Regions from separate parts of the Mus musculus genome. Here region 1 is linked to region 2. The links are chromatin loops, found by intact Hi-C in ENCODE. Cell type or tissue: heart. All regions are shown on one strand.

What was found. Peaks named below come from ENCODE experiments on the same cell type or tissue, not always from the same donor. Only the 100,000 strongest peaks of a DNase experiment are listed, where the experiment ranks them.
Region 1: it touches region 2 in a loop (2.8-fold over the local background); 11 of 42 quality-filtered maps call a loop at or near these places.

Annotation. Positions count from the first base shown.
Region 1 is chr11:95,481,713-95,484,212 of GRCm38, forward strand. Spop (speckle-type BTB/POZ protein) reads left to right here. Exons shown (of 10, transcript NM_001359107.1): 6 at 202-379. Among named protein-coding and RNA genes, the nearest start is that of Nxph3, 32 kb to the right of the region's middle. In heart, no CTCF peak of the experiment used is centred here; no DNase peak of the experiment used is centred here.
Region 2 is chr11:95,396,495-95,398,994 of GRCm38, forward strand. No RefSeq gene overlaps it. Among named protein-coding and RNA genes, the nearest start is that of Slc35b1, 13 kb to the left of the region's middle. In heart, no CTCF peak of the experiment used is centred here; DNase peaks (open chromatin) are centred at 197 and 1,537.

The sequences.
Region 1 (2,500 bases), 85 kb after region 2:
GGCTGTCACTGGCCTAAGGTGTGGTAGGAAAGAGATGTGTTTGTAATAAATGGGGAAACAATTGAGCCAAAGGAGAAAGTCTTGATTTGTGGAGATAAATCAAGAAAATGAGGTATCTGACTGTCTGTAGCACTAAGGTAGAAGTCCTCTCTCCACCTGCTGGTAACAAAAGCTTTGTTTCTGTCTCTTTATATTTCACAGGTGAGTGTAGTACAAGACTCTGTCAATATTTCTGGGCAGAATACTATGAACATGGTAAAGGTTCCTGAATGCCGGTTGGCAGATGAGTTAGGAGGGCTGTGGGAGAACTCTCGATTCACCGACTGCTGCTTGTGTGTGGCTGGTCAAGAATTCCAGGCTCACAAGGCTATCTTAGCAGGTTGGTATTTATTCATGATTCACTTTATAATTTTGATTCAATAAGAAGAATAGTGGCTACCCAATTGCCTTTAGGGAACAACTTCAGCTTATGAACTCTGTACCTAAATACGTTTTTAAAATTTACTTTCATTTTGGTGTTTTGAGATAGGGTCTCACTTTATAGCTTAAGCAGACCTAGAACTTATTGTTAGCCTAGACTATCCTCAAACTTCAATCCTCAGCCCCATCCCACTTCCTGCCCCTACTGCTGAAGTAGTAGGTATATGCCACTGTACCTGAACTGTATTTTATATTCTAACGACAGTTCTCATAACCAAAAGTGCTACTCTTCATAAAAATGGCATTTCTGGTTTGTCTTAGGTGGACTTGGGTACTATTTTAAGAGTATAAATGGTGGTCATACAAAGGAACTACCTATGTTTGCACTGGGCAAGTAGCTCTTGGAGTACCTAAGAGCAAGTGGTAGCTCCTAGCTGGACTTTGGATGCCATCGAGAGGATTCTGTTCTAGGGACTAAGTACTGTGAGGCTGAGACCTAGGCCTCTCAGATGGTTAAGCCAATGCCTTCACTATAAACACACGAGAAGAATGAGGCTGTGCTACTGACCCAGAGGATCAGCTCTTGTTCTGTCAGGTTCTTGATCTTTAAAACCAGAAGGACTCACCCCGAGGAAGAACTGATAGAGGGCTGACTTCGCCTTAGAGAAAAGCGGAGCCATAGCCACACACTGCTCTGCAGACCATAGAGCGTGGAATAGCATCGAGTGACTCTCCAAGTAACAAATGTTTTCCCAAGACTCCTCTGCTGAGCTGTCTCAGCTCCATCATTCTAAAGTACACACTTGAGATGAGCTCAGCCTGTCTCATGTGACAACTTTCCATTCTCTGCTTCAGCTTGGTATTGTTGTCAATGCTGAAGGAAGTGTGTAACTTAGACTAATATCTACCTGTATAGTGAGACCCTCAACGTGCTTGCTTCCCCCAATCCCTGTTCCCTTTAGTGTTTCTTTCTTGCTTGTGTATGTGGTACAAACATGTCTATGCAAGTTCATGTACTTTGTGTGTATATGCAGAGGCCAGAGGTTGAATGCCTTCTTTTGTCACTCTCTACCTTACTTTTTGAGATAGGGTCTCAGTGACATAAAGCTGTTTTTACTGGACTGACTGGCAAGTGAGGTCTAAGAATCCTCTATGTCTCTCCCATATCCTCACTTAGTGCTGGAGTTACGGATCCATACCTGGTTTTTAAGTGGATGCTAGGGATCCTCGTGTATGGACAGCAAGCACTTTATCCACTGAGCCATCTCCTCAGCTCTCCTATCCTCCCCGTGTGTCTTTCTGTAGATGTAGTAAGCTTCCTCCCCGAGCCTGCAACAGTAGATATTTCAGACTTCAGCCTTTCCCCTCTAACCTTCCAACTCCTAAAGGATTTCCTTGCCTTCCAAGGGGCCCTTTTGTAGGAACACCCTTGATGCTTACTGTTCTGTCACCTGCCTTCTCACCGGCAAGGAGGTATTGCTCATCTTCAGAATCGATTGATTTGTATACTTGTGCTCTCTGGCCTTGCCCTGCCTTCCCAGAGCCCTCGGTCTCTCAGTGTGCGTGCTCCCTTTCTCCCCACATGCTCTAAGCTGCCATAGTCACGGCCTTCTTCCTTTCCCCACAATGTCCTCACTTCACCTCCTTGCCAGAAAAGCAATTTTCCAAAGTTAGATGAATGACCTGCTAGCTTCTAAGTTTGAGAGACTCAATCATGTGCTAGTTGACTCCATGCTCCAGTTTTTCCTGGTTCTTCAACTATCTTATTCTTTCCCTTTATGGCTCAGAAAATCGAACCCTAGGCCCCATGTATGCTTGGCAAGCACTCCATCCCTGGGTGTATCTCCTGCTTGCTCCAGCTATTTCTGCTGTGTGGCTTCCCTCTCTCTCCCTCGCCTGTCCCTTCAGACATCAGCCAGCCCTAAGGGTCTGCTTCAGTGTTCCCTCTGTTCTCTCTGGTGATTCTGTTCCCGTTGCATCAGCTGCAGTCTGTCTACTAATGACTTGTAAGCCCTTCCTGCTGCTGTGCACCCTCCCATATTGAAGCACCTTATAGCCTGTAACTCTTCTGAGATAAGCA
Region 2 (2,500 bases):
GCTGGAGGGTAGGCTGTGGGGGCTGCGGGAGCTTTTCAAGAAGGGCTGCAAGGAACCTCCTCTGGTTCTTCCTGAGACCTCCCTCCAATATGTTTGGACTGGCTTCAGTCACAGGGCTCCCTTGTGTCATCCAGAATATTCTGGAGAGAAGCCACTGCCTTGTTTAAGCCATCTGACAGGCATGATCCTCAGGCCTATAGCATGTGCCAAAGTCTGCCACTGGCAGGGAAGGTGGGGAGGGGACCCAGAGGAACTTGAAACCTTGAGTGGTTCTGTTGGTGTGAAGGGCCACCAGGAGCCTCAGAGGCATGAGAAGCTGATAGCAGTTCAGTTGGCTCCTGTCCACAGAGACACAAGCTCTCAAGTGCAGGTCACTGCTTCTGCTGCCCCTGAAGCTCGCCTTTTTCATCCAAAAATGGGCAGACTCCCTGTGATTTCTGGGAAAGGTAAAAAAGGGAAATGCTTCAAGCCATACGCCAACGCAAAGGACATGTGTGCTTCGGCCCACTCTCAGTTTTGATTGCGGCATCTGGACATTCAGAGCTAGCAAAGGTGCCACGTTGTAACTTATGTCTGACTAGATGTCTTGCTTTCTACCTAGAATCCTAGAATTGCCACAATGTGACCACAGGCCTGCAGGCATTCTGTAATTGAAGGCTGGGAACTCGATGTGGGAGATAGAGATAGAGGTAGAGGTAGAGAGAGCGAGAGAGCGAGAGAGCGAGAGCGAGCAAGTTATGGGAAAGGGTCCATGCTCCCTTCAGATTCACTGGGGGCTCCATACACAAGATCCATCATAATCACATAACCTGTTAATTCAAAGGGACTTCCTAGCCAGGCACGGTGCTGCACGCCTTTAATCCCAGCACTCGGGAGGCCGAAGCAGGCAGATCTTTGTGAGTTCGAGGCCAGCCCAGGCTATATAGAGAGAGACTTTGTCTCAAAACACACACACACAGACACAGACACACAGACACAGACAGACACAGACACACACACACACACACAGACACACACAGACACACAGACACACACACACACACACACACACACACACACACACACACACACACACACACAGTGGTTTCCCAAGCAGAGCAGTATAACTAACTAGGCAGCACTGTGTGATATGGTAATTGTTTCCAGAGGCTGTATAGATGGACAATGAGGTTGAGGGCATGGATACCAATCACAGCAGCCCATCCGGTTGGATTCCCACTTTCCTCCTGGACTCTCCATATACTCTCCAGGGCTGCCAGGTTTAATGAATAAAAATACAGGCTGCTTATCTCACGTTGAGTCTCAGATAAACAACACATTTTTGGTATATGTCTCTGTATTCCAATTTAGCTAGCATTCTATATTTTATCTGGCATTGGACATTATCCAAAATGTTCTTATGGGCCCCTCTCCTCCCAAGGAGGCATTCTCATTTTCATTCAAATCTCAGTTCTGTGCTCAAGGTATGTTTTGTTCCGGGCCAGATTTGTTGTTTCCCTGGTGGCCTGGGGAAGTGCAGTACCAGACCTTATCAGCAGGGGGCACCACTCTCCTAGATGAGATTCTTCAGAGGAGTTGCTGGGGGCTTCAGGAAAGGAAAGGTGGGGACATCGAATTGAAGGCTCTATTTGTTGCTTCAGTCCTCCTCCTGGAGCTCACGTCTCACCCCAACACCCTGCCAGAGCTATTTCTGTGGATTAAGAACCTGATCCTGTCACTTGGCTCTGAAATCACTTCCAAGGTTCCAGAGTTACCTTCTCGACGCAGCTTAAAAAGCCCTTCAGGATCCCATTGGTGTCTATTTTGCCTCCGTCAACTCCTGCTACTTCCAGCCTGCTCCATCCCACCCACCTCACACTCCCAGCTCTCCCATTCACCAGGGACTATTTGTAGCTTCCCCTGTATGATATTTACTGTCATGCCTTTGTGCCCAGCGTTCCAATCCCTTTTTCCATTTGGTTCGTTTAGCCACTCTGCTCACTCAGCACACTGCAGTGGTATGTACTGAGACAGACCGTGGAAATGTGCTATGTGGAGCAGAAGGCTGCCTGGAACCCTTCCCCTATGATTCCCACGGGAGGAGGGATGAGACAAGTAAATATATAACAAAATATTTGGACTCCGTTCAAGGGTTGATGGATCTGTCTTCCTCAAACTGTTCCCTCTCAGATTTTCTGATGGCTTTCATGTTAAGGGTCCTGAATCCTGACACACCTGCCCAGTCACTGCGGAGAATACACATGAGATGAAGTAACAGGTTTAAATCAGTTTTGGGGGTGCTGGGGGGTCGGGATGAAATTGTCTGTGACAGACTGAAATGCGGGTACCACCTAGAGGATTCGGTAGCTCTTCACCTCCTCCATTCAATGACGTTTGCCATTTCAAGAGAAGATGGAAGGCAGTGGATGTAGTTCAGTTGATAAGCTGCTTGCCTAACATGGGTGAAGCCCTGGGTTCGAACCCCAGCATTTCCAAACACCAGGCGTGGGGGTACATGCCA